Linked DNA regions of Homo sapiens: region 2 is linked to region 1. The links are chromatin loops, found by intact Hi-C in ENCODE. Cell type or tissue: Caco-2. All regions are shown on one strand. Each heading gives the region's core, and the rest is flanking DNA. Links, peaks and the distances in the headings are about the cores only. Region 1 overlaps BCAS1 (brain enriched myelin associated protein 1). Region 2 holds the start of ZNF217-AS1 (ZNF217 antisense RNA 1).

Region 1 (6,977 bases), core at 417-5,416:
TGACTAAGGTATCATTATGCAGTGTATGACTGTGTCTATTGAGCACAGCTCTGCACCTGTTGCTGGGCTGGGCACTAGGGTTACAGCTGTAAATTAAACAGGCAAGGCCCTCTGACTTCATGGAGCTGAAGTATGGTGCACAGGGAGAGAGTTAACATAGGAACAATAAATCCACAAACGAGGTTGTTTCTGATAGTTCAAGGCAGCATGGCACAGTGGTTATGACCACAGACTCTAGAGCAAGACTGCCTGGGCATGAATCCTCTCTCTGCCCCTTGTAGCTGTGTGTCCTTGGGAGAGTTAATTAGCCTCTCTGTGCCTCATAAGACTGCTATAAGGACCCAATGAGTTAATGCTTGTGACGTGGTTAGAACAATGTCTAGCTCATGTTAAGCAAAACATATCTGCTTATTAAACAAAAATGCATAGGGTTCTAAGTTATGAATAAAAGTAATTTTTTTTTGAGACGGAGTCTCTCTCTGTTGCCCAGGATGGAGTGCAGTGGTGCAATCTCGGCTCACTGCAACCTCCGCCTTCTGGGTTTAAGCAATTCTCCTGCCTCAGCCTCCTGAGTAGCTGGGATAACAGGTGCGTGGCACAACACCAGACTATTTTTTTTTTTTTTTGTATTTTTAGTAGAGATGGGTTTTCACCATGTTGGCCAGACTGGTCTCGAGTGCCTGGCCTCATGTGATCCACCCGCCTTGGCCTCCCAAAGTGTTGGGATTACAGGCATGAGCCACTGCGCCTGGTCGAATAAAAGTAATTAATAACATTACGTGAGATGGGATCATATGGGAGATGGCAGGTTGTGGCACTGCTGGGTAGGATGGTTCTGAAATGACTGTTAATGTGGTTATTGTCCCATAGGTGAAGGGCAAAGTTGAATATTTAATTTATGTCTCCCTTCCACAAGAAATTGTAAGCACCCTGACGTCAAAGGCAGTGTCTACCTTCACCCAATTTTGTATCTCCTAATCTTAGCAGTGTGTTTGCATTTACTGGGAGCTTAATTATTGTTAGTCAATGGAGGGAATAACGATTGATAGCATCTCTCACATATGAGGCACAGACCTAGGTACATGACCACATCATCACCAAACCTCTGAAGAGCTTCGTTATAATAATGTATGATATATAATAATAATGATGATAATAGCAAATCATTACTTAGCATGTTCTCAATTCCAAGCTCTAATTTTGGAGTGCTTCACCTGTATTGTCTCATGTAGTCCTATAGCACTCCTGTGAGATAGAGGTATCATGATTTCATTCTTCATATGAGGTAGCCGAAACTCGAGGGGGTTAAATCATTTTCCAAAGGTCACCCAGTTAATGAGCAAGATTCAAACACAGTCTGGCTGTGCTCCTAACCACCGGAATGTTCTGCATATTACTAGCTTCCCTTAAAAAGGAGGAATGGAACCTCCAAGACCCACCAAGGGCAAACATCCAGTGAGGAATTGACTCCTAGTATATCTGATCCCTACACAAGGACTCTTGCAGCCACTCCAAAGGCCTGCTGTCTTGCCACCTAAAGTTCTTTTGCACATGTAATTCCAATGTAGCCCATCTCCAAAGACCTAGCTTCTGGCTTATCTGCTCTAGTGGCTCTCGGAATAAAAATTAGGACTTTTGATTTCTGGCTGAAAGGAGTCAATGAGTCACCAGGGATTCTTGTGGATCTCTCGCCATTGGTGTGAGTTTTTATTCCCTGGTAGTAGACGCATTGAGCAATTAGATATTGAGGAGGCCAAAAAAAGGGTCATGGATCTCACCATGTGTTCTCTTGCAGGAATTTAATACATAACCAAATCTGGGGATTTTGTATGTCTTCTGATCATACCACATAATAAAGCTGAGCACTGTTAAAACATGTAGGACACTTGTTGTTTTGTGCTATTTTCTATTTATAAAATCCGTGACTCACACACTTGCATCAGATCATCGCTTCTGTCTGTTAATGGGACATTATGAATAATATAATATTGAATCCTCAAGACCAGGGTTGGCAAAGAACAGCGGTGGCTGGATTCAGCTCACTGCCTGTTTTAGTAGGCCAGTGAGCTAAAAATGAGTTTTAAATTTATAAATGGTTGGAAAAAAATTAGAAGAATCATAGAATGTGACACATGAAAATTATATGAAAGTCAAATTTTGGCATCCATAAATAAAGTTTTGCTGGAAGATAGTCATGCCCTTTTATTTATATATTGTCTATGATGGCTTTCATGCTATAATGGCAGAACTGAGTAGTTGCAACAGACACCTATGGCCTGCAAAGCCTAAGATATTTACTATCTGGCTCTTTACAGAAAGTTTACCAGGATTTGAGCCTACTGTGTATAAAAACAATGACAACAACTCTAAAAAATCATAGAAATGATAGAGTAATAACAATAACAACATTTGGTGAGTGCTTACCATCTGTTGAGAAACTTCTAGGAGCTTTATTTGCAGTAAAACTAATTTGCTCTTTGCAGCAATTCAACAAGACAGAGGTATTATTATTTCAATTTTGCTGGTGTGGAAACTGAGGCACGCAGGTTAAATGTCTCAGTCAAGGATACGCGCAAACACATACGTTCATATATACACATGCAAGAATATATACACACAAAGTATCTCTATCTAAATTCAGCTTTTAACAAGTTTTAAAATTATTTTAACAGTAGGATTACAAGCTTTATTTTAAAGCTCTTACTATTTAATGTAAATTCAATCCTAACAAAGCTACTTTGAATCAACACTTGAGGTTATGAAAAACCTTGGTGCTGGAAGACGCATGGTGTACAGAAGTAGGAGAGAAGATTTTTCTTCCCACAGAGTTGGGGTTACATTATTCTGATCATTGCACACCCTAAGTAGCCTCTCGGCCACTTCAAGGTGAAGGGCCCTGAAAGAAGGAAAATCTAATGGCGTGTCTTTTTCAGTGATAACCTGGATTCAGATATTGTCACTCTCCACCAGCAGATATAATGCATGTGTCGTGAAATTGCTCCTGCCTGTCCATCAACCTTTTAAAGAACAGGATTCATCTGGGTGGGACAAAAGCAAAAGGTTACTGCCATCTATTGGCTGATGTCAATATTAGCAGAAATGAATTCAGCCTACAGGACTAGGTCCAAACAACTGGGAAGGCTGAAAGAAGCATTTTGATGTTTTGCAATGAAGCCTTCTGTTCACAGTTGGCAAGAAGATGGCAACTCCTTCAGTGCCCCAAAGGTCCTGGAACTCGTAATAATGATAACCATATATGACTTGTATGGAGAGCTTGCCGTATGCCAGCCCAGTGCTGAAGCTCTATGTAGACATCAGTGTAGCACATAGGATAGGAATGTGGGCTCTGGAGTTTGGAATCCCTGAGCATCACTGAGCCTCGCTGGGCCTCAGTTTCCTCATCTGTAAAAATGGGGATAATTATAGCCTCCATCTCAAGGGGCTGGTATGGAGTCAAACCAGTGAATATAAGCAAAGTGCCCTGAACAGGGCCTGGCACATAAAGAGGACTGCACAAGAGTTAGCATGAGTAGGACTCTCACGGGTATGATCCTTGCTCTTTGAAGCCAGTTTCTCCCACAGGTGCCCGGTAGTGAGACTCTACCGAGGAATCCAGCAACATTTCTGATTCCTGTGATCCTCTCACCGAAAAGTCAATTTGGGGCCCTGGAATTTGTATTTTTAGCAAATGCCCCAGTGATTCTCATGATCAGACACCTATAGAAAATAGTGTGATGGTGACCATCTTCAAGCTTTTTCCAGGAGTGAGGATGCTCTAGGACACAGGACTCTTATGTTAAAATTGGAAAACCCTGGGCAAACCAGAATGACTTGGGTGGAGACTTTTTTTTAAATCCCCGTTTAATAGATGGGAAAACTGAGGCTCAAGGCAGTTCAGACAGTAATTCTTGTCTGTAATAGTTTTCTCCCATTTCTCAAAAAGGAGAAAAATAAATCAGATAGAGTTTTTCATGATAAACGTACAATTGAAAGAGCTAACTTTCATTTTTGAAAAAGAAAAAGTTTGAATGGGGTGTTAAAATGCCCTTTCTTTCATGAACTGATTATATGAGTGTTTTGTCTTTATGACCTTATTTTACATTAAACATACGAAGCTATGGTGGGTGGAGGGGTGTTGTTTTTGAAATTAGACTTGTGTTTGAGGGTTTGGCACTTTGCCACTGGGGGTTGATTGTGGAGGTTCAGATGAGAAAGCCCCTTCACTTCCCCGCCTCCTGCCTGTGTTATGGGGGCCCATGCCCAGACTGGGCTGCATGTGAGAACCTCCCACAGAGTTCTGAGATCCCCATGCCCAGGCCCCTGCCAAACTGATGACAGCAGATTCTCTGGGGTGGGGCTGGGCATCGGGGTACTTTCAAGATCTCTAGGTGATTTCCATGGCTGAGAGCCCCTGTTTTGGATATTTCTGGGGTGAGTGAGTGAGTGTCTCCTGGGGTCAGAACTCTCCTGGCTGCTGCCTACCCTGACCTAGACAACCAAACCCACGGATTCTCAGACGGAGGAATAGCTCAGGCTTCGGAGTCCACAGACCACCATCACCCAGGCACCTGAATACACTCACAACCCTTCTAGGGGCACTGCTTTGCTGACGCACTGTTTCGTGAGCTTGCAAATCAAGAGAACTGTCCTGGGCCTCCAGCTTCCCTTCCCCCAGAACTGGCGGGCAGGGCAGGCTTTCCAGCTGGTTATTCAGAAGCAAGCCCAGATGCCCCACCGGAGGTGGGTGGAGGCTGCCCTCCGCAGTCTCGCTCTCCTGCATCTCTGGGGTTCCCCTCTCTCCTCTTGAGAACAAGAGATCTGGAGTGAGACAGGCATCCGTAAAATCCCACGATCGTGAGGCTTTGGGCAAAGCACTTGACCCTTCTGAAAGTATCTTTCTTGTGGAAAATGACAGTATTCATAATGGTGGCAATAATAAACACATTTAGAGTGTTTTCTCTGTGCTGAGCAGTTCTGATTTGCATATATTTGCCTCTCTTGGTCCTCCCAACAACTCTCTGAGTTAGGTACTTTTATTTTCCCAGTTGTCTTATGAGAAGCCGGAGCACAGAGAGGTTGAGTGGCATGTCCTGATACATCGTGGTACCGTGCGAAGGGGTAAATGTGATGGGAAAGTGCCTGGCAGGGCGAGCACCTAGTAGCTATTAGTGATATAGATGTCCCAAACTCAACTCATGATGGTTCGACTGACAATATTTCAACTTTATGATGAGTATCTATCTATCATCTATCTATCTATCTATCTATCTATCTATCTATCTATCTATCTATCTATCATCTACTTTATCTATCTATCTCACACACACTATATATATAACATATTTACAATGTTTAGGGTATTTTATTTTGGTACCAATTTTCCAGGACTATATATCTATATTTCATATTTTGGATATCTTGTCCTATTCCTCGATGACTTACATTGCTTTGCTAAACGTTTTCTCCTTGGAAATATGCTGTTCTTTGTTTCTCCCTCACAATAAGTGGAGCACAGCGTTTCTGGAGTCAGGAGCGATTTTGGCCCCGAAGGGGCATTTGGAAATGCCTGCATGCAGTTTTGATAGTCACGGTTCAGCTTTGGGGGGCGTGCACTGGTATCCGGTGGGTAGAGGCTGGGGACGCTGCTACATACCCTGCAATGCCAAGGACCGCCCCCTTCCCCCAGCGAAGAATTGTCTGCTTTGCTGAGGGTCGCTAGTGCTGATATTGAGGGGCCCTGCTCTAGTGCCTGGACTTGGGGATGTTCTCCTCGTGTTTGTAGCCAGGTGTCACCTAGGGATCTGCATTTCTGAAAAGCACGTGAGTAAATTCGTCTGTGGTGGTGAAATAGCGCAAGCCCTCTGCCTGGGCTCCCCTCTGGCTCACCCTGGCCATATGCATAAGCCCTGGCTCCGTGTCTGAGAAGTGAGGGGTGGAGGGAAGGACCATAATAGATTCCTTGCGTGGAGCTCCTGTGAAGATTAGAAGGGTGTGGCCCATGTGTTGTATAACTGGGTGGCTGGTGCACAGCAGCTGAGGAATAGAGATAAGCTGTTAGTATAAGCAGTAAATAAAATGGACCATACATTAGCAGTAGTAATACCTAATATTTTTGTAGCGCCTACCTTATGCCAGCCATTGCTCTGAATGCTTCTCTGTGTTAACTCACAGCTTCCTTATCAGAACCCGATGAGGCAGGTATTTTTTTTCTTTTTTTTTTTTTGAGGCGAAGTCTGGCTCTGTCGCCCAGGCTGGAGTGCAGTGGCGCCATTTCGGCTCACTGCAAGCTCCGTCTCCCGGGTTCACACCATTCTCCTGCCTCAGTCTCCCGAGTAGCTGGGACTACAGGCGCCTGCCACCACGCCCGGCTAATTTTTTGTATTTTTGGTAGAGACGGGGTTTCCCCGTGTTAGCCAGGATGGTCTCGATCTCCTGACCTCGTGATCCGCCCGCCTTGGCCTCCCAAAGTGCTGGGATTACAGGCGTGAGCCACCGGGCCCGGCCGAGGCAGGTATTTTTATTGTCCCCATTTTACAGATGCAGAACCTGAGCCCAGGGAACTTAAACTCCTCACTTAAGATCATGCTATGGATTGAAATGTGTCCTTCCAAAATTCGTGTTGGATTCGTGTTGAAGCCCTAACGTGCAATATGACTGCATTTGGAAATGTGGCCTCTAAGGAATCAAGGCTAAATGAAATCAGAAGGGTGGACCTTGATCTGATAGAATTAGTGTCATTATAAAAAGAGACACCAAAGAGCTCTCTCTGTCTCTCTCTCAACCGTGTGAGGACACAGCAAGAAGGCAGCTGTTGGCTAGCCAGAAAGAGTGGTCTCACCAGAAATGCATCGGCCAGAACCTTGATCTTGGACTTCCAGCCTCCAGAACTATGAGAAAACAAAAATGACTGTTGTTTAAGCCACCTAGTCTGTGGTGTTTTGGTTACCACAGCCCAAGCTGACTAATACAGATCATCT
Region 2 (6,977 bases), core at 718-5,717, 510 kb before region 1:
ACGTGCCTATAATCCCAGCTACTCAGAGGGCTGAGATAGGAGGATCCCTTGAGTCTGGAAGTTTGAGGTTTCAGTGAGCTACGATTGGGACACTACACTCCAGCCTGTGCAACAGAGCAAGACCATCTTTAAAAAAAAACAAACAAACAAAGCAAGTACTATTATTTAGACTAAAAGTCTAGGAAAGAGTATCACACTAATATGGGGTCTTAATATTGCAAAGTAAAAGAAAAAAGGAGCAGGGTGACCCACGTGAGCAAGCAGTTCCACTCCTAGTTATACACTCAAAGAACTTAAAAAGGACATTCAGACAAAAACTTGTCCAGCAATGTTCACAGCAGCATTACTCACAATAGCCAAAAGATGAAGACCATCCAATGTCCGTACTGATGAATGGATAAACAAAATGTGGCCTGCATTAGGCTGTTCTTACATTACTATAAAGAAATACCTGGCCAGGCGCGGTGGCTCACGCCTGTAATCCCAACACTCTGGGAGGCCAAGGTGGGCGGATCACGAGGTCAGGAGTCCGAGACCAGCCTGACCAACACAGTGAAACCCCGTCTCTACTAAAAATACAAAAATTAGCCAGGCATGGTGGCGGGCGCCTGTAATCCCAGCTACTTAGGAAGCTGAAGCAGAAGAATCGTGTGAACCTGGGAGGCGGAGGTTGCAGTGAGCCGAGATGGTGCCACTGAACTCCAGCCTGGGGACAGAGTGAGACTCCGTCTCAGAAAAAAAAAAAGAAAGAAAGAAATACCTGAGACTGAGACTGGGTAATTTATAAAGAAGAGAGGTTTATTGACTCACGGTTCTGCAGGCTGTACAGGAAGCATAGCAGCTTCTACTTCCAGGGAGGCCTCAGGAAACCTACAACCATGGTAGAAAGCAAAGCGGGAGAGAAGCGTCTCAAATGGCGGGAGCAGGAGCAAGAGTTGGGTGGGGGTGCTACACACTCTTAAACAACTATATCTCATGAGAACTCACTATCATGAGAACAACACAAGAAGATGGTGCTAAACCATTCATGAGGATCCACCCCCATGATCCTGTCACCTCCCACCAGGCCCCACCTCCAACACGGAGGATTACAAGTGAACATGATATTTGGGTGGGGACACAGATCCAAACCATATGTTGGTCTATCCACATCACGGAATATTATTCAGCTATAAAAAGGCATGAAACACTGATCCATGCTCCACCATGAGTAAGCCTCAAAAACATTATGCTAAGTCCCAGCTGGGCTCAGTGGCTCACGTCTGTAATCCCAACTTTGGGAGGCCTAGGTGGGAGGATCACTTGACCCCAGGAGTTCCCGACCAGCCTGAGCAACATAGTAAGACCTTCTTGTCTCCTCAAAAAATAAAAATAAAAAAAATTACCCGAGTATTGTGCTGAACACCTGGGGCCCCAGCTACTCAGGAGGCTGAGGCAGGCAGGAGGATCACCTGAGCCCAGGAGGTCGGAGCTGCAGTGAGCTGCGATTGCGCCACTGCCCTCCAGCCTGGGTGACAGAGCAAGACCCTGTCTCGAAAAAAAAAAAAAAAGTTACACTAAGGGCAAGAAACCAGACACAAAAACCACATAATTCCAGTCATATGGAATGCCCAGAATAGGTAAATCCATACAGACAGAAGCTAGATTAGTGGTTGCCAGAGGCTAGGGGAGGGAAGGATGGCGGGTGGTGGCCTAACTGGGCTTCCTTTTGAGACAATGGAAATATTTTGAAACTTGATAATAGAGGTGGTGGTTGCACAACGTTGTCAGTGTACTAACAGCTATTGAATTGTACACTTTAATATAGTTTTTCTTTTTGAATTTTTTTCTTCTTTTTACATATATTTTGTTTATTGGCCTCCAGCTTTGCATAATGTGGTATATTTTATGTTTTGTAAATTTTACCTCAATATAAATAAACATATACATTTTCAAAACATTTTTAAATGTGTGTGATGTTCTGATGAAGAAAACTCAGGCCCTCGAGCCCAGCAGTCTGTTTCCAGTCCCAACTCAGCCATGTGCCAGCTTTTGTGTGTGTGTGTGTGTGTGTGTGTGTGTGTGTGTGTGTGTCATGGAGTTTCTCTCTTATCGCCCAGGCTGGAGTGCAATGCAGCAATCTTGGCTCACTGCAACCTCCGTCTCCCGGGTTCAAGCAATTCTCCTGCCTCAGCCTCCCGAGCAGCTGGGATTACAGGCATGCACCACCACACCTGGCTAATTTTGTATTTTTAGTAGAAACCTCAGGTGATCTGCTCACCTCGGCCTCCCAAAGTGCTAGGATTACAGGCATGAGCCACTGCGCCCAGCCCATGCGCCAGCTTTATAACCTTGAACATGTTCCTTAACCACTCAAAGGCTCAGTTTCCTCACCTGAAAAAGGAAGGATATGTAGTTCCTTTTCTTTTGGTTTTGTTTAGTTTTGTTTGAGACAGGGATCTCATGCCGTTGGCCAGGCTGGAATGCAGTGGTGCGATCACAGCTCACTGCAACCTTGAACTCCTGGGCTCAAGCAATCCTCCCACCTCAGCCTCCAGAGTAGCTGAGACTACAGGCACATGCCACCAGACCTGGTTAATTTTTAAACTTTTTGTAGAGATGAGGTCTCACTACGTTTTCCAGGCTGGTCTCAAACTCCTGGGCTCAAGCAGTTCTCCCGCTTCGGCCTCCCAAAGCTCTGGGATTACATATAGTTCCTTTCCATGAGTTTGTTGTGAAGATTAAACAACACATTTATCACAATTAAGATAGCATCAGGATCAGAGTGAGGGTTTTGTAGCAAAGTTTTTGTTTGGTTTTGTTTTGTTATTTGGAATCAATGGAGCAAAAGCAAACACACACACACACACACACACACACACACACAAACACACACAGAGCCTTTGAAGTGAGACACGCGTTTGAATTTTGGCTCTGCCACCTACAACCTGGACCACATTGGGTAAAGCTGTTTAGACTCTCGAATCCTCAGTTTCCCAGCTCCTTAAGTACAGGATCTCATCTGACCTTCCTCATTAATACTGAATGACTTCAATTTAAGCAACGCCTGCATATATGACTGCTCACTAAAATATTATCTGTTGAGGCTGGCGTGGTGGCTCACTCCTGTAATCCCAGCACTTTGAGAGGCCCAGGCAGGCGGATCACTTGAGGCCAGGAGTTCAAGACCAGCCTGGCCAACATGGTGAAACTCCGTCTCTACTAAAAATACAAAAATTACCCAGGCATGGTGGTGCACACTTGTAATCCCAGCTACTCAGGAGGCTGAGGCAGGAGAATTGCTTGAACCCGGGAGGCAGAGGTTGTAGTGAGCTGAGATTGCGCCACTGCACTCCAGCCTAGGCGACAGAGCGAGACTCCATCTCAAAATTAAAAAAAAAAAAAATCATTGAAATGATAAAATAGAATCTTAACTTTTCCAGTTATTTTACAGGTTATGATAATCAAACATGTGACAACATTAAGCACCCTGGTAGAGGCAAGATTTGCCAGGCGGCTCTCACATACCCCTGCCTCCCACAATACTACCCCCGCCTCCCATGATATGATGAGATGACAAGGCACTTTACCTCTGCATTATACTCCACAAAACCCGTAATCCCAGACAATCATGAGAAAACATCAGACAAACCCAGATCAGCAGACATTCTACAAAACACCGAGTCCTTCCCAACACTGTCCACGGAATGAAAAACAAGGAAAATCTAAGAAATGGTCACAGACGAGAGAAGACTACAAGAGGCATGATGACTGAATGCAAGGTAGGATCCTGGGACAGAAAAAAAATCCCACCACTAATGGGAAAACTAGGGAATTCTAAATAAAGTAACATACCAGTGTTAATTTCTTAGTGTTGACAGATGCATTGTGCTTATGTAAGATGGTAGCACTAGGGCCAGCTGGGTGCAGGGTTGGAACTTGGGTTCGAATTCAGGAACTCTCTGCAATCTCTTTACAACTGTTCTGTGAATATAAAATTATTCCAGGCTGGGCGAGGTGGCTCAAGCCTGTAATCCCAGCACTTTGGGAGGCCAAGGGCAGGAGGATCACTTAAGGTCAGGGATTCGACACAAGCCCAGCCAACATGGTGAAACCCTGTCTCTACTAAAAGTGCAAAACTTAGCCAGGTGTGGTGGCGCCTGTAGTCCCATCTACTTGGGAGGCTGAGGCATGAGAATGGCTTGAACCTGGGAGGCGGAGGTTGCAGTGAGCCAAGATCACACCACTGCACTCCAGCCTGGGTGACAGAGCAAGACTAAAACTTAAAAAAAAAAAAATCCCAAAATAAAAAAGTTTTTTTAAAAAAGTGTGTGTATAGGCTGTGTGCAGTGGCTCACGCCTATAATCCCAGCACTTTGGGAGGCTGAGGCAGGAGGATCACAAGGTCAGGAGTTCAATACCAGCCTGGCCAACATGGTGAAACCCCGTCTCTACTAAAAATACAAAAATTAGCCAGGCATGGTGGCGGGTGCCTGTAATCCCAGCTACTTGGGAAGCTGAGACAGGAGAATTGCTTGAACCCGGGAGGCAGAGGTTGCAGTGAGCCGAGATTGTGCCACTGCACTCCAGCCTAGGCGACAGACTCCATCTCGGGGTGATGGGGGCAGTGGAGGGGGGGGAGTGGGTAGTGTGTGTGTAAAAACATTTTGTGAGCTATAAAATGTAGCCGAGGTGACCTTCCTGTGGCTTCCTGGTCCTCTAATGACCTCTGGCCTGTTGCCACCTCTGCAGCCTGCCAGTCCGATTTGCCTAAAACTAATTCACTGAATAATCAAATATCAAATGATCATTTCACTGACTTTTCCAATTGTGTTTTTAACAGCTTTTTTAAAAGCAAGAATATTTTAACAGCTTTAACAGAAAAGTACAATTTTGATTGCTGATTATGAAATGCAATTGTCTGAATAGTAGCTAACCGAAGCTGATATGCTGTCTGAGAAGCTGCTGGAAGAATCCTGAACATGCTAGAAAGTTGGCAAAATTGAAATCAATACAAACTAAAACGTTCCCTTATGAAGTGTTACTTTTTCCAATCAAAATTCCAACTTTTTTTATTTTTTTCAGACGTAGTTTCGCTCTTGTTGCCCAGGCTGGAGTGCAATGGCCCAGTCTCAGCTCACTGCAACCTCCACCTCCGAGGTTGAAGCGATTCTCCTGCCTCAGCCTCCTGAGTAGCTGGGATTACAGGCACCCGCCACCATGCCTGGCTAATTTTTGTATTTTTAGTAGAGACGGGGTTTTAGCATGTTGGTCAGCCTGGTCTCGAACTCCTCACCTCAGGCAATCCGCCTGCCTCGAACACCCAAAGTGCTGGGATTACAGGCATGAGCCACTGCGCCCAGCCTCCAACATTCTTTATACAGTAGGGTAGGTTTAGCTATTCATGTTCTTCAAAAGCTCTTTTTTTTTTTTTTTTTTTTTTTTGACAGAGTCTTGCTTTGTCGCCAGGCTGGAGTACAGTGGCGTGATCTCGTCTCACTGCAACCTCCGCCTCCCGGTTTCAAGTGATTCTCCTGCCTCCACCTCCTGAGTAGCTGGGACTACAGGCACCTGCCACTATACCCAGCTAATTTTTGTATTTTTAGTAGAGACAGGGTTTCACCATGTTGGCCACGATGGTCTCGATCTCTTGACCTCGTGATCTGCCCGCCTTAGCCTCCCAAAGTGCTGGGATTACAGGCGTGAGCCACCACACCCAGCCTTCAAATGTTTTTGAATAACGTGTTCTATTTTATTTATTAGGCAAATTTTAGTTCATTTTTGTCAATTTCACCAATGGCCTATCAGCCTTGTTTTTGTTTTTCTAAAAATGAATATTTTAATTAAGTTTAATTTACATAATTTTATTTACTACGCTATTTCTCCAGCTCCTACGATGTACTGGGCAGAATGTCATGTGCTTGGCAGAGAGTTATGAACTATGAACCAAACCGAAGTCATCCTTGACCTCCAGGAGTTTGTGGTGTGCCAAGGGCTGAGGGCAAATAAACTGATGCTCACAGCCCTGCAAGTAACAGGAAAGTGGGAGTGCTTCGGGATCAGGCAGGAGAGGAGGCCCTACATGTGGGGGCAGCCACAGCTAAGAAAGAACAGCCAGCTGAGATCTGAAAAATGAATAGAAGTTTTTTTTGTTGTTTTTTTTTTTTTTGAGATGGAGTCTCATTTTGTCGGGCATCACTTGAGGTCAGGAGTCTGAAACCAGCCTGGCCAACATGGTGAAACCCCATCTCTACTAAAAATACAAAAATTAGCCAGGCGTGGTGGCACATGCCTGTGATCTCAGCTGCTCGGGAAGCTGAGACAGGAGAATCTCTTGAACCCGGGAGGCGGAGGTTGCAGTGAGCCAAGATCACGCCACTGCACTCCAGCCTGGGTGACAGAATGAAACTCAGTCTCAAAAAAAAAAAAAGAAAACTCAAAGCCCATCATTGTTTGAACCCACAAGATGCAAGTCTAATTTCAACAAGGAGGGGACCAGGCCACCCTGAAATAAGATTTTTAGAGCCTTTCTAATGTGGAATTCACATTATTGCAAATTTGGTACATACTGTGGAACTCTAACAAGCCTCTAATTCACAACTTCAGATTTGCACAATTCAGATTTGCAGAAAATAAGACCTCACTGTGTCAGCTAAAGTCCAAACAGACCAAATGCTACTTCTCAAGGTCTTTCAGCTTCTCAACTCCAGGTGTCTTTTGTATCGTAGATGAAAGGAGGCCATTGGGCTGGTTACGACTTATGACTACTTGCTTTATATTAAGGATCAGCAAAAATCAGTAAGAGTCACTAGAGGGTTTCACTCTTTTTTTTTTTTTTGAGACAGAGGTTCACTCTTGTTGCCCAGGCTGGAGTGCAATGGCATGATCTCAGCTCACTGTAGCCTCTGCCTCCCGGGTTTAAGAAATTCTCCTGCCTCAGCCTCCAGAGTGGCTGGGATTACAGGCGCCCACCACCACACTCGGCTAATTTTTGTATT

The links. A loop is a pair of places that touch in the nucleus more often than their neighbours do. Peaks named below come from ENCODE experiments on the same cell type or tissue, not always from the same donor. Only the 100,000 strongest peaks of a DNase experiment are listed, where the experiment ranks them.
Region 2: it touches region 1 in a loop (4-fold over the local background); 5 of 110 quality-filtered maps call a loop at or near these places.

What each region holds. Positions count from the first base shown.
Region 1 is chr20:54,059,868-54,066,844 of GRCh38, forward strand. The region is part of intron 1 of BCAS1 (brain enriched myelin associated protein 1); the gene reads right to left. Among named protein-coding and RNA genes, the nearest start is that of MIR4756, 5.1 kb to the right of the region's middle. In Caco-2, for the core only: a CTCF peak has its summit at 3,078 (motif pointing left); a DNase peak (open chromatin) is centred at 4,645.
Region 2 is chr20:53,549,327-53,556,303 of GRCh38, forward strand. ZNF217-AS1 (ZNF217 antisense RNA 1) reads left to right here and starts at 3,444. Exons shown (of 6, transcript NR_110051.1): 1 at 3,444-3,761. In Caco-2, for the core only: no CTCF peak of the experiment used is centred there; no DNase peak of the experiment used is centred there.